7 separate regions of the Mus musculus genome follow, and regions 2, 3, 4, 5, 6 and 7 are each linked to region 1. Evidence: chromatin loops called from intact Hi-C (ENCODE). Cell type or tissue: heart. All regions are shown on one strand. Region 1 has its middle 20 kb from the start of Gm36243. Region 2 overlaps Fto (fat mass and obesity associated). Region 3 has its middle 23 kb from the start of Irx5. Region 4 has its middle 43 kb from the start of Irx6. Region 5 holds the start of Gm39222 (a long non-coding RNA gene). Region 6 overlaps Fto (fat mass and obesity associated). Region 7 overlaps Fto (fat mass and obesity associated).

The links. Peaks named below come from ENCODE experiments on the same cell type or tissue, not always from the same donor. Only the 100,000 strongest peaks of a DNase experiment are listed, where the experiment ranks them.
Region 2: a loop joins it to region 1, with 2.3 times the contacts of the local background. A loop is called at or near these places in 2 of 42 quality-filtered maps.
Region 3: a loop joins it to region 1, with 4 times the contacts of the local background. A loop is called at or near these places in 3 of 42 quality-filtered maps.
Region 4: a loop joins it to region 1, with 4 times the contacts of the local background. A loop is called at or near these places in 6 of 42 quality-filtered maps.
Region 5: a loop joins it to region 1, with 4 times the contacts of the local background. A loop is called at or near these places in 6 of 42 quality-filtered maps.
Region 6: it touches region 1 in a loop (3-fold over the local background); 6 of 42 quality-filtered maps call a loop at or near these places.
Region 7: it touches region 1 in a loop (2.2-fold over the local background); 3 of 42 quality-filtered maps call a loop at or near these places.

What each region holds. Positions count from the first base shown.
Region 1 is chr8:91,188,806-91,192,805 of GRCm38, forward strand. No RefSeq gene overlaps it. Among named protein-coding and RNA genes, the nearest start is that of Gm36243, 20 kb to the right of the region's middle. In heart, a CTCF peak has its summit at 2,190; no DNase peak of the experiment used is centred here; H3K4me3 peaks cover 456 bases; H3K27ac peaks cover 375 bases; H3K27me3 peaks cover 1,179 bases.
Region 2 is chr8:91,376,604-91,380,603 of GRCm38, forward strand. The region is part of intron 1 of Fto (fat mass and obesity associated); the gene reads left to right. Among named protein-coding and RNA genes, the nearest start is that of Fto, 65 kb to the left of the region's middle. In heart, CTCF peaks have their summits at 2,348 (motif pointing right) and 3,941; DNase peaks (open chromatin) are centred at 298 and 2,368; H3K4me3 peaks cover 619 bases; H3K27ac peaks cover 2,037 bases.
Region 3 is chr8:92,378,695-92,382,694 of GRCm38, forward strand. No RefSeq gene overlaps it. Among named protein-coding and RNA genes, the nearest start is that of Irx5, 23 kb to the left of the region's middle. In heart, a CTCF peak has its summit at 2,088 (motif pointing left); no DNase peak of the experiment used is centred here; H3K27me3 peaks cover 915 bases.
Region 4 is chr8:92,715,251-92,719,250 of GRCm38, forward strand. It overlaps the pseudogene Gapdh-ps16. Among named protein-coding and RNA genes, the nearest start is that of Irx6, 43 kb to the left of the region's middle. In heart, no CTCF peak of the experiment used is centred here; a DNase peak (open chromatin) is centred at 2,351.
Region 5 is chr8:91,795,742-91,799,741 of GRCm38, forward strand. It overlaps Irx3 (Iroquois related homeobox 3), which reads right to left. Exons shown (of 4, transcript NM_008393.3): 2 at 3,932-4,000; 3 at 3,670-3,736; 4 at 2,770-3,235. The coding sequence ends at 3,181. Gm39222 (a long non-coding RNA gene) reads right to left here and starts at 2,002. Exons shown (of 3, transcript XR_879088.2): 1 at 1,302-2,002; 2 at 1,149-1,210. In heart, CTCF peaks have their summits at 1,963 (motif pointing right) and 2,166; a DNase peak (open chromatin) is centred at 2,160; H3K4me3 peaks cover 1,864 bases; H3K27ac peaks cover 1,619 bases; H3K27me3 peaks cover 3,289 bases.
Region 6 is chr8:91,485,120-91,489,119 of GRCm38, forward strand. It overlaps Fto (fat mass and obesity associated), which reads left to right. Exons shown (of 9, transcript NM_011936.2): 7 at 40-159. Among named protein-coding and RNA genes, the nearest start is that of 4831440D22Rik, 19 kb to the left of the region's middle. In heart, no CTCF peak of the experiment used is centred here; no DNase peak of the experiment used is centred here.
Region 7 is chr8:91,530,206-91,534,205 of GRCm38, forward strand. The region is part of intron 8 of Fto (fat mass and obesity associated); the gene reads left to right. Among named protein-coding and RNA genes, the nearest start is that of 4831440D22Rik, 64 kb to the left of the region's middle. In heart, a CTCF peak has its summit at 1,954 (motif pointing right); no DNase peak of the experiment used is centred here; H3K27ac peaks cover 669 bases.

The DNA.
Region 1 (4,000 bases):
ATGGTCCCATCCTTGTAAGATCTGCCTTTCACAAAACTTTGAGATGTTTTTTCCTACTCTACAGAAACCCAGGGACTGAAGGAGACAGCCTAGAAAATGCTCCCATTTCCAAGAAAGGTCCAAGGAAAGATCACCTGCTGTGCACAGGTCCCTTCGGTTTTGCCTCGCACTGAGAGCAGCCTGAGTCCTGTCAAAGACCAGAGCAACACTGGTGCTCCACACTGGTGCTCCACATCCCAAGCTTCCACACCTTTGGATTCCAACCAATTGCAGATGTGAAACATTTGAATTAAATTGTGCCTGAACTGAGCATTTACATCTTTTCCTGTAAGAATTCCCTAAATATCCAGCAAAACAAACTGCTTGCGCAGCCAGTGCTCGGTGTCCTATGAAGTCCAGGGCTGGCTTGGAGCAGAAGGAGGGTGTGCAGAGGTTCTGTGCAAGCATCAGGCTTTATATGAGAGACGTGAGTGACCTTGGATTTAGGGTCTCAGAACCAGTTGCCATGGGTACTGAGGAACAACTGCAATTGCCTCCCTGAATATGGGAAGAAGGACATGGGAGAAGGAAAAACAAAATAGGAATGACATCAGTCACGACAAGGTGGGACGGGGCTGCGGAAGACGGGTAAACCAGTCTTGTCTTCCATTATCTTCTGAACCCCAGGTCAAAAGCATGCCATACTGCCTGTGTCTCTAGAGATATTATTATTTAAATCATCTGCAAGGTAGAGCAGTTATTAAGAACCATTCTGCAGTGCTCCAACCTACTGTGATGTTCCCAATGCCCCTTCCCATCCAAGGAACACCACTTGCCACCCAGTCCAGTCTCTCTGGGGCTGAGCACTCAAGAATCCTGAAGGTAGATTTTGGTCCAGACATGATGAGGAAGTCCAGGAGGTTGAACCTCGCTGGCAGATGGATGCATATCTCAGAGGACTGGAAGCTCTCCCTTGCTCTATAGCTAGATGTCTCTCTTATGGGAACACCTATACAAAGCCTATAACTGTGAACAACTCAGTGACCACGTACGGCATCAGTGATATGTTTACACAAAGCATGCTCCATGGTAACTCAACATCACATGGAACATGCATATGGGGAGAGCACTCATCTCTCCTGGGCCAGTAAAGAGACCTTGCCATGGCCTGGAGAGATGGCTCAGTGGTTAAGAGCCCTGACTGCTCTTCCAAAGGTCCTGAATTCAAATCCCAGCAACCACGTGGTGGCTCACAACCATCTGTAATGAGATCGGATGCCCTCTTTTTTAGTGTGTCTGAAAAACAGCTACAGTGTACTTACATATAATAAATAAATAAATCTTAAAAAAAATAAGACCTTGACATGTTTATAAACATACAATTTATTTTTGCTCAGTAGGATTTTGACAGGTTATTTTCTTTCATCTTTTTTTTTTCCTTCACAAAACAGTTACTTATTTAGGAAACAGCTAACTATATCTTATTTTTGGACACAGGCTGGCCTCAAACTTGCTACTGATCAAGCCCACGCTGGTCTTGAACTCATGGCCCCTCCTGCTCCAGGTGTGTGGAGCCAAGACCAGCCTACCTACACTTCTGAGGGAAAGATGACTGAAGAGGATAAAAATGTTGCTGATGTATGAGGTTGGCTTCTGCCTCTGCCTGAATCAAAGGACCTCATTCATGCCCGCTGTTTCTACTCTGTCTCTATTTCTGAATCACTCAGGGTTTTGGTCTTTTCTTTCCTTCTTTCTCCACCCATATGGAAATGCTTCACCCAGTCAGAGCAGCCTTCTTTCTGATGATGACTGGGATGGAGTCTAACTCAATGCTATACCAGCCTCACAGTAGGTGCTAATTGAATGTTTGTTGAGAGAATGAGAAAGAACATGGGATCTTGGCATCTTAAAGGCTTGTATGGGTTCCATTGCAACAATAGAGAAACACAGTGGTAAAAGGATATTTAACTCAATTCATAACAAACAGTGGTTTAAAATAGAGACTCCAAGCCGATTTTGGCTAAAGAGGTTCTGGTATATTCTGAACAGCTGTTATTGTAGACATAGTCTGAGTAAATAACTTCCAGCGTAAGCCGCGTCTGCGTTGAATAAACAGTGCAGCTAGAAGAAAACACTTTATTAGTGTTAATTGCAGCGAGCCTGTGCTCCACCCCTCCGCTGCTCGCAGAGAAACCCAGTGCATCCGCTCCTTGCTTAGGCTGTAGATGGAGCCATAGCCTTACAAAAGGCTGTCGCGGCGCGGTGCGCTGGGGGTGCTGGGCTGTAAAAGGCAGATGTTTGGCGCTTCTCTGGCTGAACTTTCTGAGTTTGAACAACCAGAAAACGCAGACTTTTCCGTGTGCTGTGCAGCTTACAGGGATGGAGGATGCTGATGGTGGTGGCGGCTTCAGCCTTTAACTGCCCCCCAGCCCCCATTTGACCTCAACAGAGCTTGGGGAAGAAGAGGCCCAAGAGTCCTGCAGACATTTTTTTTAAGCCTGTGGTAGCCCAGAAGGTCTCTGAGACAGAGTCTGGCCTGGCAGCAGAGATGGCAGGGCACCTAGCCTTGCTGCCCTGATTGTGCCTTCTCTTTACCAGCAGGCCTTACACCCAGGCTGCTAGCACCTGGGCATTTCTGGTTGCTGGGGGCTGCCTGGCTCGTTCAGGCAGGCTCCAGTGCTAGGCATCTATGCTCCAGCAGTGTTGGTCTGTCCAGCAGGCACGAGAGAGAGAACGCACACTCTGCTTTCTTGGGAGAGAAAGGGCTCACAGGGAGAGAGGAAGAAGAGAAGGTAATGAAAGGGAGACAGTTATCAAGTGTTTCTCTTCATGCTGAGCCTAGATGTAACTACATATGTGAACATACACACAGTATTATAATATGCATGTCTGAAAATGTTATAATGAAACTCATTATTTTATAAGTAAAAGCAATAAAAATACAATCATTTTTGGTTGGGGGCTAGCTTAGTGGTGAAGTGTATGCTTAGCACAGTCAAGGTCCTGAGTTTGATCCCCAGCATACACACACACAGAGGGAGAGAGAAAGAGACAGAGAAACAGAGAGGAGAGAAAGAAAGAAAAGGAGAAAGAGCTTTAAAGAATATTTGAGTGTGTGTGCACACTACAGATGTATCTTTGAGGATCCATATAACTGCTACTCACAAACATTCTGGTCTCAGAACACCCTCATACTCTTAAAAAAATAACTTATTGGGAAAAATGTCACTCAAGCATTGAGGAATTTGGAAGAAATATCATCTAGCTACAAATGTTAGTAATGTAGATGTGGCATTTGTATACCTACAGAGAGGCTGGGGCAAGGAAGAGGCATGTGTCGCCAGCTACTCCTCTGCACAGTTCCAGCCCTGATGACAACTGTCCTTCTCCTCCAAACTTTCTGTGTCCTGTGCACGAAATCCCTCACTAAATTCTGAGAAATTGATTTTGGACAATCTCCCAGGACTTCTCCAGTGTGGCATCCACATTAAACCACAGAAAGTTTTGAGGGTTCCTTGGGTATGCAGTACCCCTCTCTGCAACCAGATTTGCTCACAGTATAGGTCTACTGACCCTACATCTCTCTTTGCCTGCCCCTACTGGTAGTTAGTTCTGCCTTACCTACCATCAGGTGTGGACTTTTCTGTTGTTCCTTTGGTGTGATGTCCCAGGCTGGCTCACATTATCCCTGGCTTTTCTTTTTGAAAGAACAGATATGGTTTGGGAGGACTTGGCAGGGGGTGGGGTGGGTGGGATGGGAGGTCATTAGCAGACACTGGGAAAAGCTCCTTCTAACCACAATAATAGCTGCCAGGGGATTCTGTCAGACTGGGAAAGGCCTTCAGGCACTCGTTGGATGTTTGAGCACCTTTAGTGCCTTGCCCTGCGCTGGCCATGGCTTCCTGGCCTTGATAGATGCAGGCTATGCAGGCTATGCAGGCTTTGAGTTCTGGGCTTTGCCATTTCACGGAGGCCTGGGTCCTAAACCTGCAGTGGCAATTATGGCGTGTGAAGGGCAGGG
Region 2 (4,000 bases), 190 kb after region 1:
ATTGCACAAAATTAGAAGAAGAGGAAACATAGTCGTTAAGCCATGTCAAGCATGGCCATGCGTGTGAAATGCTTTAGGAGCTATGGCTAGTCCTGCGGGTTTGTGTTACGAGTTTAGGGAGGTGTCTGTTGTAACAAAAACTACGTGAAGATTCTGCATGACGTCTTAAATGTAGTTTTGATTTCTTGCTTATGTAGTAGCGAGGGATACTTGGCTTCATGCATTCTGTCAGTAGGAACCTTGGCGGGCTCCACAGAAGGCTGCAGAGGTCACCTCAGGTTATCTCCGCTGAAGCCAGCGGGGAGGGAGAGCAGGCAGGGCCGTGTGTAGGAGCGTTTTTATGGGCCAGCTCTGGCTGTGGCACTCAACACATCTGTTCCCACTCCTCTGGCCAGAGCTGGGCGGGAAGGAGGAGAGCGAGCAGGAGCTGCCGTTCGTCCTCCGCATGTTCCTCAGGAGTCTAGAGATGGAGAAGTGAGAAAAGCCTTGTCTCCAGACTCTGAACTGAAACTGCACAACTGTCCCATTGGGGGTTTGTGAAATGCAGTCTTACAGCAGCTTCCAAAGATGACACTTATTTTATGCACACACACACAAAAAAGTGACTACATTGGATAATAATTTGTAAGTGTTTTCTAATTTCCAAGAGAGGTTGCTCTAGGGCTCCAGAGTGTTGATTTGGAGTTTCTAAGAAAATCATTAAGGGGTTTTCCAGGCCAAATAAGTTTTAAAGTAAAATGTTTTAAAAAACTGCTCACTTTCTTAAATTGTAAAGAAGTGTTAATGGGAAATGTGGGCGAAATTTAATCTGTTTATCCTGCTGGTGAGTGGGCCTTCAAAGGCCTCAGGGTGTGGTTTGCCAACAAAGGCCTTCAGCGGCCCTGCTGGTGGCTCGCGGTCACATTTTGCATTCTGAGCCTTTAGATATTTTGCTCCCTTACATTCCTCTCTTTTATTCCTTTATTTTCTGATAAAATATTTGCTCCGGTGAAACCTAAGAACAGGAATCACACTGCATTTAATAACACAGGGGCTTGGTCTGGTGAATTCCGTGCCAGAGAGGAACAGTGTCTTGTGTGGTTTTGTCTCTGTTTTTCTTTCTCCATTTGTGTACATGTAGGCATGTACGCATGTGTGTTCATGCGTGAGGAGGCCAAGGTTGCTATCACACATTACACGATTACTTCCATGTGTAGAACAGGTAAGCCAATGGAGGTAGGAGATAATGGCTGCCAAGACATAGGAAGAGAAAGGAGGGAAGAGTTAGGCCTGGTGGATGACTGAATGATTCGGTGGCTGTACTGACATGTACGCTTCAGAAGCAGAAACTGTAAGACGTGAGCACTGAAACCAGAAGGTCCATGACTTAGCCTTCTCTCTGCTCTGATCCCTAATGACCCCTTTGGCTTGTCTGTTTATATTCTCCTCCTTTTGTTCATTATCTGCCTAGATTGTGGTCCACGCTCTTCCTGTAGTGGGGCCCATGCTCCCTGTCTCCGCTTCTCTCTACTTCTCTCCTACAACATACCTGCATGCCTGCCTCTGCTTTCTCCTGGGTCTCTCTTCTGTCTGGTCGTAGTAATGCAGAGCAGATCTCTTGTGAAGCTTTAGCAGCAGAAGGGCATTGTCCTGGTGCGGTCTCTATACTGGCCTAGTACTTGTGATGACTACCCTGCATTGATAATGTATACCTACCCAGTGCCACTTTAGGAGTCAGTACTATGGAAACTAGAAAAGCAGTTCTCTGAAGTCACATGATCCTACATTGCTATAACTTTATGGATAACTAAATCTTCCTCATTTAAAAAGCCATTTTCATTATTTCAGATGATCTGCTTTTTCTATTTGTAGGATGGACTGTGAACCATCTGCTCTGTGTTGTCACAACCACACTGTCCTCTGCTAATGTTCCTCCTTCCTTGGAACATTTCATTTTAAGGGGGCTTTTCTGCTAGAAACTTCTTAGAAGAATAAGACATGTATCTGAAAAATGGCTAATTACTTTTGCCTTTAATTTAATTTAGTCTAATTTTGGATTTTGTTTTGAGATATATATACTTAGGAAGGGTGGGATAGAGAAAACAGGAGATAACACATATATGTACTTTAAAACCACACGTTTAGTTTAAGGAACCTTTACAATGTGATTGTTGGCTCATTCATTCATTCTTGTCCAGAAGATTTCATTCAGACTCTCATATATTCTCAACCCGCTTTCTACCACTGAGCTACCTCCAGCCCAGCCCTCCAAGTGTGGTTTCTTTTGGCCTCTTTATCCTAATTCCAAATTGCAGCCAGAGTCCCCGAGTTATCCTGAAGGCTGTACTTTCAAGTAGGAAGGCCACTGGGTGGCACTGCAGCTCTGTGCTCTGTCAGCTGAGCCACAGGCCACTTGGGTTGCTCCAGCTGACTGGCTTTCTGGGTGTCAGGGAAATTATTTTATTGGTAATGGGCACAGTGTAATATATTCCTCTCCACCCTGTGTGGCTATTTAATGCCCTGAAACATGCCCCGCTGTGGCCATGGCCTGTTAACTCTGCTTATTTGGTGTAATAATTAGCAGAATTTCTCACTAACAGGGGTACTTACCAACACCTCACACCTCCGCTGTGTTTTTGTACGTGATGGATTGTACATTCTCAGAAAAAGCTGGGAAGGTCAAAGCTTAACCCGGGTCTAACAGGGCTACCTCCCGCACATTTGCTCAGGATAGGTTTATATTAACTTGCTTCCGAGCGTCTTCACACCGGAGCAGCATGTAATACAAACATGTCCGAGCTTTTATGTAAGGGCTCAGTGAAGGTTTGTAAACACAACACTGTTAATTTTCTACCTTGTAGAGTGATAGAAAAATAAATGAGTAGCCGCCTGCATTGGATGACATTCGGTACTCGGAGGCCTGTGTGTTGGAAGTGTGCAAGTGTAAACAGTGGTGTTTACACACTGGTGGTGTAAACAGTGGTGTTTACAACAGTGGTGCCTGCATAGGCACCACATCTTGGGTTAAAATGGAGAAGAAAAGTTACACATGGAATTTTAATATTTTCCATGGCTGTAAGTTAGGCTCCATTTAATTCTTTCTGGTTTTACAAGTCCTTCTAGGCTCCTACTATTTCTATGCCAACAATTTTATCATTTACAGAGCATGATCAGAATTAACTGACAGAAGACCAAACAGGCTAGAAATAAGTTGAAAGCAAGAAATACTTTAGTTGGGCCATTAGCTTATCCTCCGTGACCATAGGCAGCCTGTATACCGTATCTTTGCTTTGATTCTCTCATTTCCTACAGTTGGCATAACGCCCTCTGCTCTCCTGTGTCTGCTGAAAAATAAATGGGAACTCTTTAAAATACCTCTGCTTGTATTTATTTTCCTAGCCCCAAATAAATGTAAGGTGTGGTTATAATCACCCAGGACGCCTAAGGAGCTTCCGGTGTTGACGCCAAGATGAATTGTAGAGATCTTAAAGGGGCGGTTGTTACAAAAGGTTGTTACAAGTTAAGTTCTCTTGGACTTTGCCACTCATGCTTGGAGGACATACATGTATATTATATGTTATTTGTTTTTTCTAGACAAGAGTTTCTCAGTGTAGCCCTGACTGACTGTAGACTAGGTTGGTTGGCCTCAGACTCACAAAGATCCGCCTGCCTCCGCCTGCCTCCGCCTCCTGAGTGCTGAGATTAAGTACATTTGCTTGGAGCAGGGCTTTCTTTGTGAGTTCTAGCTCACTTTAAACACCTGGCACTTTGACGCTTCTGCCTCTGTTCACATCCATGTCTACCTATGGTGTGTGTATGGGTTTGGTTGCAGGAAGCAGTGACGAGAGGTTGTTTCTGTATAGCATCCTCCTGAGGAGCAGAGAACTGGGCTCAAAGCTAAGCTGTAGTGGCTTCCGAAGCAGTGTTACGGGCTAGCCTGTCAAGGAGTCCCACATCTGCCACATGTGGGCAGGAGAGGATCAGGAAGCCATGGTTAGAATGGTCCGTTTGTAAGGACAGA
Region 3 (4,000 bases), 1.2 Mb after region 1:
CACCATCTTAACCACCGTCTTAACCAATGCGAACAGGAGTGCATTACAGAGCCTTTGCCTTTGGTTGGCAGGAGGAGCTTGTCGTGAGTGGTCATTCACCTGGATTTGGTGGGTCTTGGCTGAGAACACGGCTCTGATTAGGTTTAGCTTCCAGGAACGGAGGGAGGTGACACCAAGTGTCACTATTGCTCGCACCCCACCCCACACTTAGCTTTCAAGGTGGGGCTTGTTCACTCTTCAGCTGAGGTGAGTACCCGATCCTTCAGCCCCTGGAGAGAGGCGACTGACAGAGCAAATGCTTGGCCTGTGGAGGCCACACACTCTCCGCCATGATAGGAGTCAACATGTTTGGGAACATCAAAGACAGTTCAATATCTTTAGCATAAGGAGATTAACATTTACAAAGGGCTGCCCTTCAGCCTATTCCTGTGAATTGGCAGATATAGCCAGAAGGGACAATTAATATCACCCATCTGCCTTGGGGTCTTCTGGCATCTTTATTATATTCTCTCTCTCTCTCTCTCTCTCTCTCTCTCTCTCTCTCTCTCTCTCTCTCTCTCTCTCTCTCCCTCTCTCTCTCTCTCTCTCTCTCTCTCTCTCTCTCTCTCTCTCTCTCCTTTGCTCTCTGTCTCTGTCTCTCTCCAGGGCCTCATTGCTTAGTCCTGGCTGACTTGGAAATGGTAGTCCTCCTGCCTCAGCTTTCTGAGTATTTTCTGGTGCAGGAGGTAAGCAGAGATTGTCTTAGTTTTCAGTGAGAACCCTGTACATACGGAGAGACACTGCTGTGCACTGGGCAGGGCATCATGGGTAGACGTCCCTGGGGAGGAGCCTGTTCTTTTCTGTAAGAGGTTCTGCTACTCAGAACAGGGAGGGAGGAAGAGAGGGTCCTCGGCTTCCTGAATCCTACGCTGGCCTATCAGCAAAGAAGCACAGAGGAGGGTGAAGCACGGGCTTGTCTGCAGCAAGAGGCCAAGAGTTCCTTACCACATGCCAAGTCCCAGCAACATCGGCAGTGGATAGGGACCAAAATCCCTCCCAGCTGTTGGAAACCGTAGCCTATTCAGAGATAATTGGCAATTAGTTAAACAACTCCTGTTTAGAACAGGCCTCCTCCCCACCCTCCAAGACAGCTGTGTTTAAAAGGGGGTGGGGCTTCTCCTGAGTATGAAACCCAATCTTGCAGTCCATAAACCACCATAGAACTTGGGGAGCCGAAGAGTTAAGGAACAGAAAAAGTGTCCAGATAATGGAATCTCTTTCTAAAGCCCCCTGCTCTCCTCTCTCTTAAGTGCCACGCAGAGGTCAAGAGCAGACTCTGGGGGGTAGACAACCCCAGGTGTGGGCACCTGTTTCACCACTTGTCAGAGTCAGGGACTTGGACACGTAGCTTTGACTCTCTGAGTCTCTGTGCAGATGGGGAAAAATGCTCTGAAGATTTGATGAGGTATCTCGTAGGGTTGGAGCACAGTGTCCCAGAGTGTGGCCTCTTAGGTATTCAGAGCTTCGTTAAGCTCAGACCCCCTATCCTGGCTCTCATATAGCCCTCTACAATTTATCTTCACCCTACTCCTTCAGAGTGGTACTTGTTCCACATTCCCTGTGGTCTAACGGCCAAGAAAAAAAAAATTGATGCCCTAGACCCCAGCTTCCTGATCTGTAAAATGAGCCCCGTGAACTACAGTCTCCCTTACTCCCCTGCCAGTCTCTAGGCTAGGCCTTAGAAGACCCTCCTGCAGTGCATTTGGTCCCAAATCTCCTCAGCTAGGACAAGCATCTTCTCACCTCCACTTATATCGACCCTCAAGGTCAGGCCACAATGCCACGAGGAAAACCTCTGGGGAACAGTTTTATTTTCTGTTGCCAACCGTCCCTAGTGTCATACAAGAAAGCAGCTTGCTTTTTGGTTCAACCTGGACCATGTTTTTAAAAACTAGAGTCCTGTGAGGGGCTGAGGGAGGGAGGGAGAGATAGGAGAGATGGAGGCGTGATGGTATTTAAGATGGATTCCCAGCTTCTTTTTCAGTAGGCCTAACCCTATTCTCACTGTGGGAGATCGCCTGGGATGGATAGCTGCTGCCCCCTGCAGTCAGGGCAGCCAATAGAGGTGTCCAGACTCTTCTTTTTCTCTGATAGAATGACTGTTCAAGCAAAGCAGATGACTGAACCCCAACTCCCTGTACTCTTTCTTCCCTCTGCACCAGCTTCACCCCACCCTCTTCCTTTTCTTTCTTTTTTTTTAATTGATGGGGGTTGCTGTTGTGTGTTATGTTAGAGTTATGTTAACCAACCTTATGTTAGAGTTATCAATGATCATAGTTCAAAGTTGTCTTCATCTCCCCTGCTAGATTGATATCCTTGAAGACCGAACTCCTATTGAGCTGTAAAGCCCAAGTGGACTGGTCCAAAATCCGGGTCTTTCATGCATATGAATTATCCTCTCAAGAGCCGTGAATGAGTGACTATTGGAAAGAATGAGAGACATGTATTGTCTGTTTAGTGGTTACTGTGTACCACTCAGGAGAGCAAGTTCTTTCTAGATCTTAGTTCATGCATAAAATGAATGAATGGGGTGAGTCCCTTGTGCTTGGGCTTAGACTCAAGCCCAGTGGCATTCCTTTCTAGGATATGGGGATATGTATCACCAGTGCTGAGTCCTGGATACCTTGAGGGTCAATGCTAAGTGCCAGGCATTGTCTCAGTAAAGTTCACACAGGGATGATTGCTAAAGCTGAATATTGTTCTCAGAGCTGCCCCAGCTCTTGTTGGAACCCTGAGACCTGTAAGCAGAAGTTACCCTAGCAGCAAGCTGAGCTGGCCCCTGGGCGTCTCCTAAACACCATGGGAGTAGCTGCCTGTGATGTTCATTCCAAGGGGTATAAGGAGAATCTATCTATCTATCTATCTATCTATCTATCTATCTATCTATCTATCTATCTATCTATCTATCTACCTATCTACCTCTCTCTCTCTCTCTCTCTCTCTCTCTCTCTCTCTCTCTCTCTCTCTCTCCCCCCCCTCTCTCTTAGATTTCCTTCTATTGCTGAAATAAACACCATGGTCAAAAGCAACTTGGGAAGGGAAGGGTTTGTTTTGTTTTACCACTTATACTCCACTAAGGGAAACTGATGTGGGAATGGAAGTAGAGACCATGGAGGAATGAACACTCCTCCTGGCTTGCTTCATGTGATGATTTGGATGAGACTGGGCCCCCAAAGGCTTGGATATTTAAATATTCGGTTCCCAGTTGGTGGAAACGTTTGGGAGGAGCATCGGGAGGTTGGAGATTGTTGGAGGTGTGTCAGTTGGAGTGGTCTTTGAGTTCCAATAGACTCTCAATATTCCCAGAGTGCTCTCTGCTTCCTACCTTCCAATCAAGATGTGATTTCCCAGCTGTCATTCCCAGATGTCTTTGCACAGCCATCACGGACTCTAAGCTTGGGGAGCCGAAAGCCCAAACTATGCACTTTTCTTTTGTAAGTTAACTTGATCATGGCATCTTATTCATAGAAATAGAAAAGTAACTAAGACGCTCCTCATGGCTGGCTCAGCCTGCTTTATACAACTCAGGACCACATGTGCAGGGGTGACATTGCCCACAGTGGTCTGGGCCCTTCCACGTCAAGAAAATGCCCACAAACTTGCATACAGTCTAATGGAGATATTTTCTCAATTGAAGGTTCCATTTTCCAGAAACCTCTAGTTTGTGTCTAGTTCACAACAAAACTAACCAGCACAATTTATCTGTTTGTTTATTTATTGTACACAAAGAAGCCAGAGGTTGATTCCAGGTGGCAGGTGTCTTTGTATATCACAATCCACCTCAATACCTTTCATTAACTAACTAACTAGTTAACTAACTAACTAATTAATTAGTGTGTGTGTGTGTACACCTCCAGCTACGCTGTGTATTTGGTCATCTAAGGACACTTTGCAGGACTCAGTTCTCGCCATCCACTGTGAGGTTTTCAGGGATCAAACCCAGGTCATCTGATTTGGCAGC
Region 4 (4,000 bases), 1.5 Mb after region 1:
GAGGAAATAAACATCATGTCTGTGACCAGTTCTGAAAGGCAATAGATTCCTTAAAGCAATAAATGTCTATTTCCAAGATGGAGACCGGGCTTCTGCAGGCATCTGAATTCGGTCAGATTCCTCAGTTCTTTCCTCACTGCCCATCCATCCTGATCTTCAGAGATATTCTCCATTTTGGCATCTCTATCTTCAGCACCTGTGTGATGGTTACTTAGAACTCAGGACCTTAGACAGAAAGGTTATTTTCATTGTTACTTTATAGCAATGGTGAGTGTTCTTTTTTTTCTTTGTTTCTCTATAGAGCTATGATATAAACTTTCTTTGTAGAATTATTGTTATTGTTTTTGTTGTTATTGTTGTTTGATTTGTTTTTAATACAAAACTTATTTGCTTTGTTTTTGATACAGAGTCTCTCCTATGGTGTCTTGGGGTAGATAAGTCTCCTGACTCAGATTCCTTGGTAACTCATTTTATTTTATTTTATTTTATTTTTTTTGGGTGCAGTGAACTTTATTGATGGTATTCAAGAGAGTAGGGAGGGCTCCCTAGGCCCCTCCTGTTATTATGGGGGTCTGGGATGGAAATTGTGAGGGAGATGCTCAGTGTTGGGGGCCGAGTTGGGATAGGGCCTCTCTCTTGCTCAGTGTCCTTGCTGGGGTGGGTGGTCCAGGGTTTCTTACTCCTTGGAGGCCATGTAGGCCATGAGGTCCACCACCCTGTTGCTGTAGCCGTATTCATTGTCATACCAGGAAATGAGCTTGACAAAGTTGTCATTGAGAGCAATGCCAGCCCCGGCATCGAAGGTGGAAGAGTGGGAGTTGCTGTTGAAGTCGCAGGAGACAACCTGGTCCTCAGTGTAGCCCAAGATGCCCTTCAGTGGGCCCTCAGATGCCTGCTTCACCACCTTCTTGATGTCATCATACTTGGCAGGTTTCTCCAGGCGGCACGTCAGATCCACGACGGACACATTGGGGGTAGGAACACGGAAGGCCATGCCAGTGAGCTTCCCGTTCAGCTCTGGGATGACCTTGCCCACAGCCTTGGCAGCACCAGTGGATGCAGGGATGATGTTCTGGGCAGCCCCACGACCATCACGCCACAGCTTTCCAGAGGGGCCATCCACAGTCTTCTGGGTGGCAGTGATGGCATGGACTGTGGTCATGAGCCCTTCCACAATGCCAAAGTTGTCATGGATGACCTTGGCCAGGGGGGCTAAGCAGTTGGTGGTGCAGGATGCATTGCTGACAATCTTGAGTGAGTTGTCATATTTCTCGTGGTTCACACCCATCACAAACATGGGGGCATCGGCAGAAGGGGCGGAGATGATGACCCTTTTGGCTCCACCCTTCAAGTGGGCCCCGGCCTTCTCCATGGTGGTGAAGACACCAGTAGACTCCACGACATACTCAGCACCGGCCTCACCCCATTTGATGTTAGTGGGGTCTCGCTCCTGGAAGATCGTGATGGGCTTCCCGTTGATGACAAGCTTCCCATTCTCGGCCTTGACTGTGCCGTTGAATTTGCCGTGGGTGGAGTCATACTGGAACATGTAGACCATGTAGTTGAGGTCAATGAAGGGGTCGTTGATGGCAACAATCTCCACTTTGCCACTGCAGATGGCAGCCCTGGTGACCAGGCGCCCAATACGGCCAAATCCGTTCACACCGACCTTCACCATTTTGTCTACGGGACGAGGCTGGCACTGCACAAGAAGATGCGGCTGTCTCTGGAACAGGGAGGAGCAGAGAGCCCTCATTTTATTTTTAAAGAAACTAAGTCTCTTTTAAAAAAAACTACACAGTGGTACTTAAAATGACATTTGGAAATCACTCCCTTAATGAATACTTACCTGATTAAGCAGGAGAAGTGCTTACAAGCAGGAGTAAAAAACAAGTGAGTGGTTGACGCATCCACAGACTCAGAGTGGATGCCAGTATCGATTGACTTCACCCAGACATTGTGTTACCGGTCTATAAACATGAGGAACACTTCCAAAACGTCAGTATAACATTCCCATTTCAACACCTGGGCAATGACAACCAGCCCCTTTTAATAGTCCAAAAAACAAAAACGGAACAAAAAACAAAAAACATTACAGTCTTAGTGCTTTCCAGTTTTACTGAAGCCAGCAGAAACCATCTGCACACATACCAGACATGCAGGGTGACACCCATGACTCCAAAAAGCCTGGAAAATTAGGCAAAGTGTTTCTTTGTGTCCACACTTACCAATTTCAAGTCTCAGGGAAATGACTATAAAACAAAATTGGAGAGAAGCAGGGTGTGGGTGGGTGTGTATGTGCATGAGCGCATTTCCTCCAGTGCAAATAGCCATTGTTTGAGACCAATCAGCTTTGCTGTGGGCCTTCCCCAGGCTTGTTCTCAGTCTGGGAGCATCTGCTGCACATTTTTTCATTTCTTTCCAGTTTTGAGCAATTTGGTTCATAAGCTCCGTTTCCTTGTGGCTTCCTGGAGCTCTGATGACAAACCACGATACTTTGTTCCTGTCCTTTCAGGCCCTGAAGGGCACCGAAGAACACATGAAGTTTGTTTCTAATTTTGCATCTGCCAAAACATTCCTGGGGTAACAATACAAGCCAGTAAGAATAGGATGCACTGTCCCTCTCGTTCCACAAAACAAACAAACCCAAAAGGAAATCAAACACAGTCCTGGAAAACGCAGCATACATATTTTTACACCCATTCTCCCTTTTCCAAGCTGGGAAAACGTCCTCCTGCAGTACAACTGAGGTGGCACCATGCCTTCCCTGTTTACAGTGACTAATGAGGGCACAGGCAACATCCACTAATAAGAAGGAGCCCCATGCAAGGCTTCCCTCAACTCCATTTTACAAACTCCTTGTTTGTAAAATGAAGGTCTCCGGGGACAGTTTAAGAGAATGCAGAATCCAATTTCCTCACCAGTGTTGGGAGTTTTATTTTTAACTCATCTACTCAGAATAACCAATGTCCTCCACACCTGTCCCCTCATAGACAGAGAGTTCACAGGGACTCAAAGCAAAACCGCCTCTTCATTTCCAATGCTAGACTGCTCAGAATAGCTCGGTGTTTGGAATTGCTGAATCTTGGCCAAGGTGATGTCATCAAATCAGTGTCACTGAGAGAATTAATTCATTATGGTGGAATTAAGTTAAATCCTCTATGATACACCATTAGGCACCCATACTAACTTGCTCGCGACAACCCCGGGTGAGGCACGTACAAATATAGAAATGAAAAACAAACTCCAAACCTCAGACCTCAAAGGCCATTTGGTAGCTTTCAAAGTCAAAATCCTTTGACTCTTAAAATTATTTTTTCCATCTCAAGGTGTTTAGCAACTCAAGATACCTTGAATGTCACAGAAGACAGCTGCCTTGTGGTATTGTTTACTAGTAAATAATCCTTTTGTATTTTTATATTTTTTAAAAAACCGGATTACTCACTTCTTACAATCGTCCAAGTAGACACAAGAAGAGTTTTACATTTAATTTCCCAGATATGATACAAGAGCGTTGCCACAGCAGGAAGTCACTTAGTGGAGATTTTCAGAATATTTCCAGTCCCTAAATTTACGGTATAACCAACGAATATATCTTTAACCTGGGGAACCACAGAGAGATAAACAAGTGGACTCCTGCAGGGTTCTACAGTTCTGTCCAGAGTCCTGCTGTATCTTTGTGTAAAAGTCTATTCTCTAGGGCCCAGGGAGAAAGGAAGGAGGAGTATTAGCCTTTACTTCAGGGTGGCTCTGCTTCTGTCACCAAATTTGTGCTGAGTCCAAGAAAAAGCCTCATCTCTCCCATGCTACAACCCACATACTTAACCTAGGCTAATGATTGCCTATGGGGCAGGCTGAGTTTCTTAGAGGCAAGATTATAAAAGTATTCACTATGAAAACTTACATGTTAATGGAGCTAAAAAAAATAAAGGTTACTGCTTCAAAAATTAGGTCACTTCATACTGGCAAAAGGACATTCGATCTTAGAAGAGACATAAGG
Region 5 (4,000 bases), 610 kb after region 1:
TCCTGGCAAAACCTCCTAATAAACTCAAACCAGAAGATATCTGACACACAGTTCTTACCCAGGCATCCATCTCTCTGGCTACCTTTCCCCAAGACAGATGGGCCAGGGACAGACGTGCCTTTGGGTCTCCCTGTCCTCCATGTGCCCAGAGAATACTCTCTAGTAGGTGGGATTTGTCCCCTCTTCACTCCTGGCATGAAGCAAGTAAGTGGTGTGTCATGTACTAACCCTTGGTCCTTCCTGTCACCTTGGGGTTGAATTGAATTTCTTGTTGCCTGAAGTCCCCGTACTCCCAGAAGACAATTTAGTTAGAAAATATTAATGTGTCAGTGGACACCTGGAAGGTAATTTTATTCTCCTTGGGCTCTCTGGCCTTGGCAGGCACTGTCCCTTCCCAGTTCTGTGAAGATATTGGGGAAAGCAGTGTCTCCAACCTAGTGGATCCCACACATACTTTGGATGGCTCTGAGTAACCAGCCGGACAGCAAAGGCACTTCCTAGTGTCGAGCTGACATATTTCACCTCTGATTGGAGCAGCAGCAGGGACAAGACGTACACTACTTCTCACCCCCCCCCCACCACGTCTTCTAACTTTCCTTCTCCATTTTAGGAATCAATATTAAGGAATGGAGGGACTTCTTGGGACCCTTTCCTCTTTTGCTGGGAACCTGGGAGATTCTGTTTTGCTTTGGTTGAGTTGGTATACTGAGGTCAACTTGGGAACGGTGGTGTCTGAAGCACACACTGTATGAGATATGCCCAGGGTGGGGCTGGCTCCCCCATGCCTCCTCCTATTGCTGTACTTTCAAGATAGACAGTCTGGGCAGTTCCGGAAGCTTCACTGGAGAGAGACCCTATGTCCACCCATCTCTCTCCCACTGATGAAGTCCCTCTCTCTGGGGACCTCCTCCCAGAAGACTGTGCCTACCAACATCATTTTTCCCCTGGGTAGTTTCCTGTTTTCCTTGGTAAAGCTGGTTTCAGGGTCTCTTGAGCCACCTAAAGGAAAGGTCTCACATTTCTGGACAATGGGAAGGGGAGCGGCAGGTACCCCTGGGAACTGAGGATATTTAGTTTAAGCCTCTGCAAATGGCTGGACACCCCTACTTAAGAATGAGCACGGGCAGACCCCCCTCTCTCATCCTCACCTTGTGAAGCAGGCGGCTGGTGAAAAAGAACCCGAGGAAGTGAATTCTCTGCCCTTGGCTTCCTGGGAAGTAAATGGATAGTCAGTGTGGGTCAGGGCTAAGCCCAGGAGGTAGGAACTAAGATGCCCTTGTACAGATACTCATGGCACTAACCAGAGCCTTGACCCTTGTTCTGTGGTACTGACTTCACATGTATGACCTAAGAAGATGGAGCGTCAATGCTTCAACTGTGAAAGACCTTGAACCCCTGAAACACCTTTGCAAACAGAGAAAGGAAGTGTTTGCTTGAATATCAGTCCGTCCCCGTCCCCCCAACCCCCCGCTGTCACTGTCCTTTTCTTTGCTAGTGGTCTCCATTCTGAGGACTTTCGTTATGTGGGCACCGGTCTTCATACAACAGAGTCCCAGGTCGCCCGTGGCTCTGGCAGCTGTGTCCTCATCTCGTGGACCCGTACACTGCGGCGGCCCTCGCATACAGATCCACAATGTTGACTGTGCTGGATCCAGACTGGAAGCTGATCCAGGTTGTAAGCACTAGCTCTTTCTACCTTCCAACAGTGTGCAAGACCTTGCTCACGAGAGCCCTGCTCTGCAGCTCAGATGCACAGTGCATGGCTATCCCGGAAATTCCAAAGGGCCAGACAGGAGGGCCTCAAAGGCGCCCCCACTTCGAACCCCATCCAAGGCGTCACTACTCTGAATGTGATTCTCCACTTCTTAGAATCAAAGTTGGGCAAGCCAGGCAGGCAGTGTCCAGGCAGGCAAGGGACCAGGAGGGCTGCAGAGGCCGGGAAGGTCTGGCGCCGACCGTCCCCTTCGTCCTGTAGAGGGAGCTCAAGCCCCAGGTTTCCCCACTGTGGCGTCCACCCCCCACCCACCCGCCACCTTCGCCCCTCTCTTAACGGTCCCCCGGCTCACCCGACTTCTGACACGATCCCAGCTCCAAAGGTTCCCGGGCTGTACCCCGAACCCACGCGTGATTTCTAAAAGTACTCATAAGCACCTAGGGACCAAACGCCGCCTGGCTTCGGCCTTGGATTTCCAACACCAGCGCGGTCACACGCCACCAAGCGGGAAACGTGAACACCCCGGCTTCTCACGCAGATCCCCCACGCCCTTTGCACCTATAAGGAGCCGTTGGAGAGGGAACCACGGCGAGAAAGGCCTAGGCATTGAGCGTTTAAAGACAGCCCCTATACTCCAGGCTGAGAAACTTCAGTTGAGCGCAGTCAGAAGGGAGCAGGGAGGGCGAGTCTCCCAGCCCACGCCCTGAACTCCTGGAAGCTTCCCTAAGTCTTTCTGCTAAGTCATCAGAGGAGGCCCCAAGGCTCCATGGTTACTCCTGTGGACCCGTGGGCAGAGCCTAGTTTTCCAGCTCCTAGTAAGGAACCAACATCATTTTCTCCTTGGTCTTTGCCCTTTTTTCTCGGTCGCCCAGCGACTCTCATCACCCCTTCTTGGAGAGGCTTCTAAGCCTGGCTACCTAAGCCCGAACGACTTCTGCCATTGCTGTCCTCAGACCCAGCTCATCTTTTCCTGTAGATTCTTTAAACAACGGCCGGGGGTGGGGGGGAAGAAACACCAAAAACACCAAAGAACCATGCAGCAAACCGGTCCATGTGGCAGACCTGCCGGTTATAGTCAAAAGTGGCAACAGCTCATTTATTTAGCCAAAAAATAGATACTTTCTTGTACAATTTGGTTCACACGTATGTACATTTTCCCGTATATACAAAAAGAGTCAGACAGGCTTGTTCTCTCCGTAACCCCACTCCCCCCCCCCCCGAAATCAACACAACGAAGGAACCTCACAATCTAAATGTGGGGTGACTTGGGGGAGGGCCAAGGTGGGGGGACTGGCTTTCTTTCTTTCTTTTGTCCTTTCCTGTTGTTGTTGTTGTTGTTGTTGTTGTTTAGTGTTTCTTTTAAGGTAATCATACACAGACATGCTTGCAACTCGTCACTATACAGAGCGATTTTGTTTTGTTTTGTTTTTTACAATTAGTACAACGATTTAAAAATGGTTGAAAAGTTAAGACGAGGAGAGAGCTGATAAGACCAGAGCAGCGTCCAGATGGTTCTGTGGCCTGGAAGAGAACGGAAGCAGAGACAGTGAGCTTTAGAGTTGGGGAGACTGCTTAGATAGGGGATCCCCTATAAAGCCGGTGTTTAGCTGTGGGAGTATTAACTAAAAGCTGAGCTAAAGAGATCAGAAGTCAAGACCGGGCTTGGAAGGAAGTGGACATTACGCAGAGGCCTTCTGCGCCACAGGCCTCTTGTAAGGGCCAGACTTCCCCTAGCTCTGTACCACAGGCCTGAGGTGCTCCAGCCGAGAATGGAACCGTGTCTATGGGTCCACAAGAAGTGACAGAAGAGTGGATTTTTTGGGTCCTTTAGCAATAGTTTGCCAGCTACTTTGCTACCTTCCCAGGGGGCAAAGGGCTCCCGCCACTGGCTCTGTGTTTTTCTTATTCCTCCCGAAGGGTCTCCCACTATGCTTCCCAAATTCGGAGTCTCTTACCGCCTTGGCACCGGCTGGAAAGCTGTCTTGAGTAACTTTTTCTCCACTTCCAAGGCACTACAGCGATCTGTAGGAAACAGAGGGAAGAAAAAGGAGGCCTTTAAAACACAGGCTCCAGGCCTCCAGGGCAGCTGCACCCGCCTGCGAGCAAAGAGGAAAACACCGGCGTCCCACACACCCCCAAAGCCCCGTTCTTTCCCTTTAGTCTAGGCGAGAGCCCCACCAACACCCTCCCACTGTGCCCCTACATTTTTCTTGTCACCTGTTCCACTCTCCGGCTCGGCAGGCCGAGCATAGGCGGCTGCGGCCGCAGCGGGATGACCTGCGGCTC
Region 6 (4,000 bases), 300 kb after region 1:
AGGACATTATAACCGCCACCTTCTTGTTCTGCTCCACAGGTGGAGTTTGAGTGGCTGAGGCAGTTCTGGTTTCAAGGCAATCGATACAAACTTTGCACCGATTGGTGGTGTGAGCCCATGACTCACCTGGAGGGGCTGTGGAAGAAGATGGAGAGCATGGTAAGTGCGTGAGGTCTGAGCACGTCCTCTGGGGCACCACACTGTGCTGATCCTAAGCCGTCTGATTTCCACAGGCAAATGTATACGTCGTCCAAGTAAACGCCCGTGCTAGGTTATAATGGGAGCAGCCTGCAATTCTGTTTCAGGAAACATTTCTGATATTCTTCACAGAGGGCGCCCTGCTAGACATGAGCCGGGACACAGCGTGCGGACAGGTTAATAGCAGCACCCAGCATTCACTTGTGGTTTTATGTTCCAGCCACCATTCAAAGGGTTTTCCTTATCAAGATTATAAATCCTTGCAACAATTGATGTGGACAGCATGGTGAGCCCTAACTTATAAATGTGAAAGCTTAGGTATAGAGAAGCTAGATACTCATCCAGGGCCACTAAATAGATGGCTGAGATGAGAGGCCAGGCTGCAGAGCACACCTGATTTTACTCACCATAGCCTAGAGGTTTAGCAAAGAGAGAAATGTGGATGTCCCTATGTATCACTATGGCTAAAATAAAACCATGTTGTGGGGCCTAAAAAAAAAAAAAGAAAAGAAAAGTCATGGTCTGGCAAGATGGGGCAGAGTTGTAAAGACGGCTGTTACCATCCTTGGTGACCTGGGTTTTATGCCTGGGACCAGCAAGGCTTAATGAGGGACAAGCGATAGACAAGCAAGGACTCCATGGAAGGAGAAAATGGACTCTCAGTGTCTCCTCTCCTCTCTACGCATGCACACCGTTCAGATCAGTATCAGGGTCAGGTCACTACCGCTGACTGCTAGGAAGGTGCTGGTCTCGTTGGAGGACCATGAGGAGACGAGAGGATGAGGTGGGCTGTCTGGGGGGAAATCCTGGGTCTTGGAACTGTAGAAACAAGGTCAGAAGGCAGAGCACGTAGGTGTGTGGGACCTGGACATGCCAGCAAGCTGGCAGGTGGAAGCCACTTGATGAGCCTCGGCTTGGATAACCATAGCATCAGCAAATGCCTGCGTGCTGTTTTTATGGTTCCTTTATGATTCCTAAAGATTTTATGAGTGCTGAGAATGTTTAATGTTCATGAGTACTGTTCATGGTGACTCCATGTGATAGGTATGACTTTTGTCTCACTTTTACTCTCAGGAGATAGGAGCCCAAAGGCCTTATATAACTTTCCCAAGGTCACCAGCTACTAGGTGGGAGAACTGGGATTTGAACTCTAGAAGGCCTGCTCTAGGCTTCTTGCCCTTTTCGGCTCACTGATCTGCCTCCAAAGGCTTGGCTTTGGAATGTAGAGGAAAGGCGATAAAAGCCTGCTGACCTCTGGAGAGTGCCACTTCACAGCGTTTGAAGGGTGCAGAGAGCAGTGACTCATCTGCAGGGTGCACAGTGGTCACCAGTCCCCACCAGTAATGTTTCTCCGGCAGCTTCTTGGACCTATAGTTGATACACAGGAAGCTACACAAGCATAAAATATACAGTTTGATGAGTTGAGAAATAAATGTATACCTGTGGAGCTATCATCCTTGCCCACACTGAGACCAGTCTGTCACCTCCACTTTGGCCAGCCAACTTAGTGTTATTGTTTTGATGAAGATGCTAACATAATATCTTCAGTAATCCCTGTCTTATGAAAATATCAAGTCGCAAGTTTGAAGGCCTGAGCTTAAGAGCGTGCATCAGAATGCACACCTCTGAACTCATTCCGACTTGCCTTTGAGGGGATCAGCATCTAGGAAGGGGACACCACTGCCCTCCTAGAATAACCCCAGAGGCAGAGTTCCCCAAACCCTGGGTTAGTACAGAGCACTGTGTAGCCAACTTGGAGATGCTGAAGTTTCCCTCTCTGCCTGACTAGCTCTGTTCCTGAGCCAAGCCTGCGGAGGAAATGCTGGTTTTATAGGGTGTGTACAACTGTGCTTGTGTGAACTTTTGATTTTTGTTATGTTTTACATAGGCACTTAGGATCCTGCTTGCCGAGGCCTAATTGTTAGATGTCAACCTGACATTGAAGTCATAATCTTACCAAGCTGTAAACTAGGACTTAGAAATAAGTAAGAAAAGAACTCCATAATTCTGTAAAATAAATTGTTTAGTCATTTATTTTTTATTTTAAGTACATTGGTACTTTGTCTCCATGTATTTGTGTGAGGGTGTCTGATCTGGAACTGAAGTTACAGACAGTTGTGAGCTGCCGTGTGGGTGCTGGGAATTGAACCTGGGTCCCCTGGAATAGCAGCCAGTGCTTTTTAACTGCTAAGCTATCTCTCCAGCCATAAAACAGTTTTTATTTTAGAAGTATTTGATTTAGGAGTATTCCACCCTGCCAACAAGTGCAATGTTTAGTATTGTGATCACACAGCGAAGTTCATCACTAATTCACTGGAAAGATATCTGACTATGGCTGTGTGCCAGTCTCAGTCCATGAGTGCACACATTCGCTAGGAGTGGCAGTTAGTTAGAGGAAGAACCTTCTTTTTATTATATTTTATACTGAAAAAAAAAGAAACAAAGGAAGAAAGGAAGGAAGGAAGGAAGAAAAGAAAAGAAAAGAAAAAGAAAAGAAGAAAGGAAGAAAGAGAGAGAGAGAGAGAGAGAGAGAGAGAGAGAGAGAGAGAGAGAGAGAGAGAGAGAGAGATCCAAAACAAAACAGTAAACTAAAGGAGCAGCAATCTGGAGAATTTTCCAGAGCTCTGTTCTTTACTGAGAAAAAAAGAAAAAAAGAAATCAATGTTTCAGTGTCTCCCTTGCATACCACAGTTGGATCATTATCAGCAGAGTGAAGGATTGGGCCAAGATAAAAGGGATGTTTCTTCTAAATTAAGTTGAAGCATTGCTTTAGGCCTTTAAAAAAAAAGATTTCTAATAAACTCATGATAAATTATTTTTGCTATTGAAAGAGACGGCGGAGAATCATCTTTGGAAAAGTCCCCTGCTCTGTGGCTCTTAGTGCCGTGCCATGTGGTATTTGGTTATTAAGGTTGGATAGGCATTGGCTGGTGCGGCTGGCTCTGTCAGCCTTGTTCCTGCTCTCTGGTTTAACTTGTAAGCAGTAGGGGGCAGTGTTGAGCTGCCAGTTGGAGGTCCCAAGATGCTGTCCTTCAGGAAAATGCATATAAATGTCCCATTAACTGCCAGGAATTACCCCTGTTGCTTCAAGTTAGCTGTAATCTTCAAGATTCCATAACACGGGAAATCAGTTGTGGGTTCACAGATTCAACAGCAATTTTACTTCAAAAATGCAGCGTTTGGTGCGCGTTTAGATTCTGTGAAAGTCAGCTAATCAAAAGGGCATTTCTTGATTGTTCAAACTTTTCTTCCATGAAATATATTGCTCCAAATTATTATGACTTTAGACAAGTGATTCCTTGTTATCTTTTTGCGTTTTTGAGTTAATGGGGTCCTGTGCGTGTTGTGAAAAGGTGTCTTTGATCAGTGCACCTTCGTCTGCTCTGTAGCACACGCCTGTCCTTTTCAATAAGACCTTGGGCAGTGCACGTATTGGGGTTTTTTTTGCCTATGTGTTAAGCAGTCTTTGATGGCTCTTGTACCAGGGAAGAGGTGTGTGCTGTAGTTTCTGTCTGTCTTCCCGTCCTTTCTGTCGTGCGGTTGGGAGGGGTTGCCTCCAGAAGCCTACAGGAGAATGGAAAATGAATTTTGAAATAGCTGTTCCCCCATTAGTGGTAATTGCTGCACATGTCATAACCAGCCACATATTTCAGAAAGTTTAGTCAGCTGTACATAAACTCCCGGGCCTCTGTTCCCCACTCCCTGTCCCAGCAAGCATGCCCTGGCACACTGCTTATTCTTACTGCTTCTCTCCCGGAGGACGGTGTGTGTGCTTGCTCTTGTGATGTAAATGTTAGGCCCT
Region 7 (4,000 bases), 340 kb after region 1:
AATAGAATCTTGCAAGAGATTCCTCATTCTCAATTTTGAATGTGGGGCAAAGTAGGTTTTTTTTCTAGAGCAAATTGTATGATTATGTCATAGTGGTTGTCTGTGTAGACTCTGAGGTTTGACTCTTGGCTCCACTTCCATAACTCTAGGGAAGGTACAACTGAAAATCATAAGTAGACAAGTTACTTAACTCCCTGTGAACCTCACTTCTCCCCCTTTGTAATCTGCCTAGGGATAATGGTGGAACCTGTTTCATAGGGTTGATTTAAGTAATTATAAAACACCTAGGACAAGTACCTGACACACACGGAGTATTCTGTAAAATCATCCTTATCATAGGTCAGGTGGTAGTTTGAATGCGAGCAGCCCTCACAGGCTCATGTGTTTGAATGTCTCCTTCCCAGTTGGTGGATTGTTCAGGAAGGATTAGGGGGTGTGGCTTCTAGGGGGCGTGGCCTTGTTAGAGAAGGTGTGGTAGATCAGGACGTTTCAAAAGCCCATGCCAGGCTCAGTCTCTATGCCTTCTTCTGAAGGATCAAACGTCAGCTCTGAGTTACTGCACCAGCACTGTGTCTGCCTGCCTGTTGCTATGCTTCCCGCCGTGTTGATCATGGAGTCACCCTCTGAAACCATAAACAAGTCTCCAGTTAAATGCTCTCTCTTATTAATTAATTTCCTTGGCCAAGTTGTCTTCTCACAGCAATAGAACAGTGCCCGGACGGACCAAAAGAACAAAGTCAAGAATGCACTCTTTCACACTGCCCTCTCCTTTGGCAGAGTGTCCAAATGTGAAGCCCCACACTGATAATGGAGGCCCGTTAGTGCTGAGTGAGGTGTAGAGAGGAAACAACCTGCGCTAGTCCTTCTCTGGGCTTGGGCTAAGTATTCGCACCTAGAAATGACAGATGTAGGTCTGGGCTCCAGGCTCTCTGAGCAACTGGGTGTAAAAATCTAGGCAGTTCACAGACACTTTGGATCAATTCAACTTTACCTAAAATACAGCGTCTTGAGCCACGTGACCCTCCAGGCAGGTGACATCTTCCAGCCTGGATAAAAGATCCCGGAGAGCGGCAATCATAGACATGGCTTTCTCCCTCCTTTCCCTTAAAACTTGGAGTGGAGCCACCGGTAGTGATAGTGAACTAGAACCAGCTGACAACAACTGGAAGTGCTCAGTGCTCTCTGTGATGAGACTGCAGCTCAGGATACAGAGCACGTCGCCCAGGCTGACTGCTAGTCAGTAGTAGAGATGAAACTTAAGTTAGCATGCCTGGCTCCGCTGCTAGGAGCACAGTGGGACAGTGGCAAAGCTCTGTCAGCTACTCACATGGCTCAGTGTGTTGACTTCGGTCTCACCGTACAGGACGTCCAGTGCTTCCAGGTCTTTCCCGGTGTGGGGATAAGCAATTGTGTGTGTAAATACCTATTTCCTCTGCCACCTGAGCACACCTCGCCGTGTGTGCCGCTCTGAGTGCATCTCTCGGCGAGGCAGTCATCTGCAGCCCGTGCCGTATGAATCTCGCCACCATTAGTCTTCTAACGGGAAGTCTCCACCTTTTATAGCTGTGTTGTTTCTTTTGTATTGATTGCAATCTTTTTAGGAGGCAGGAGAGTGGGGAGGAAGATGAGAGAACATCAAAGTTGAGCCTCCAAGACTCTGTACAGCCTCCAGGTCAAGTAATTTTGGGGCCGTGTTAATCAAGGCCGAGTGGAGCAGGCGCCCTGAGGTGAAAGGGTAGCGATTTATCTGCTCTATCACAGGTTCCTCGTCAGCGGAACAGTATGTTTATATCTGGGAAACAATTTACTACACGTGAAGAATAGTCATTTTATTCTATCTCAGGGGTGTCCCCAGTGTATTTTACAAATTTACTCTGTAATGAATATTCCAGGTTATAGATAAAGTTGAGCTGGCTTCTGGTTCAGAAGGTGCCAGGTTGGCGGAGTGCAGCACAGACGGCCTGCAGGGGGCACTGTTGCGTCATTTATCAGAACTCTCCAGTATCTTGTCCTAGGACAAAAACAAACCAAACCAGAGAAGGAAAATAGGCCAGTCACCTTAAAATTGCTCATTAAAATTATTTGACTGGTCCCAGTGTTAGGCATGAGTGTCGATCGGGCAGTTCAGGATTCAGGCACAGACAGAAACAGCTTGCCATGTCAGGAAAAACCGCAGTGATTGGCATGACTTCTGATTAGCCTCCTCTGTTGTCACCCCTGGACTTTGTAATTTAATAAACATCCACGTTTCACTGATCACCTTTGTTGGCTCCTGAGATGTCCACACTGTAGAAAAGACTTCCTTCTGTGGTGTTCTGAGTGTCTAGCTTGAGTCCTGGAAGAACCTTTTTAGAAATCTTGATTCTCTATTTTTTGTGTATCCTTCACTGCCAAAGATGATTGCTTGTTTGTTTGTTTGTTTGTTTGTTTAATGAAGTCATTTTTTTCATGGAAGGCTCCCCTGTGGGACCTGGCCTGAGCTGTCAGTATACCACCCAGCTCCTTGACAGTTCCAGGATTGCTGCCCATCCCCTTCCGCTCTGTGGCTCCACCCACTTGCCCCAGGGTTGAGCTTCAAACCCCCTACCTCCCTGCTCAGCTCTGGCTTCTTCTGTCCCTGGCCATGAGGCCTGCTAGGTGACTGTGATGAAGCCTCAGAAAAGCCCGGGTTGTGCTGAGTGTGTGTCTGTGTGCGTGTGCGCATGTGCACTTGTGTGCGTGCGTGTGTGCATGTGCTCTCACACTCGTGCTCAGCAGCAGCAGCAGCAGCAGCAGCAGCAGTCACACTGCCAGCCTCCTCTGCGCCCTGCTTCACCATCAATTACGCCATGTGTTTCGTCCAGTTGGCGTTCCCCTCCCAGTGTTAATTATAACCTACAAGACTGTTAGAGTTAATTTTATGGCAAGCATATTGTCTCTTCAAGGCTTCAGAGCAGCTCATAAATTATCTTGAAGGTAAAATGTAACTTGGGGAACCAGTTATGAAAATTCCATCCATCTCGCTTAGAACTGCAGCTGCTACTGTCAGCTGCCTCGCTGCTGCATTGTGAAGGAATTACGGTGGGTCAAGTTTAAGAGGGTAGGCCCGGGCTGTCGTGGAGGAGAAAGGCTGTCCTGGCCCTGTCAGACAAGTGCCTTCTGCCAATCCCCGGTGGTTTCACTTTGGAGGCAGGCAGAGGCAGGTAGCGCAGGTGGACAGTCCCCAAGCTGTCTGTATTCATTATTTTACAGAAACTTGCAGGTAGGCAGGACCAGAGACCTTTCCTCCTCTCTGTTGTCATGATGTTAGGCATCCCCGCAGAGTGTGAGGGAAATAACTTTCTACCTCACCTGGGCTTGCTCCAATCCCCGGGGCCAGCCCCTCCACCAACCCCTCCCTGGCCTCCCACACAGTGATTTCTATCTCACAGAAGCCCCAGGCTTGAGTGAGCATTTTATTTGTGGTTGTTATTTTTCATATAATCTGATAAAAGTGAGATTTCACTGTGAACGTACTCTAAAATTGCCTCCTAAGTAAATTAGCATGTTATCTTGTTGGGATAATAGGCCCACCCCTCTTCTGTTTCCTCACACCGAGTTGAAGCTTTACATTTCAGCCCTCGGGGCTTTAGCATTATTATTTTTAATGACTGAACACAAGTCTTTCATTTAGCTTGTTTGTATAGTCACTGTAAATGATCTTTCTGCTGCTGGCTCTCCATTTGCCATTCTGCATGTTATGCCAGCTTTAAAAGCTTTGAGGGGGCCTCTGAGAGTTGGGAGCTGTGTTAAGCACAGCGTCTTCTAACAGCACTGGAAACGGGCTGTGGCAGAATAGGCAGGGTGTGAGGAAGGTGTGCCTGTGCGTAGAAAGCCAAGTGTGGATTTGAGTGGTGTGCACGGCACATACACTGTTGTAGATGGCAGGTGAGAGCCCTCGGCAGTGTAAAGGAACAGCCGCTCGCCAGGCTGCTGCTGTCTTGTCCCTGCGTGTTTGTGGGCATTTTGACTTGCATCCATG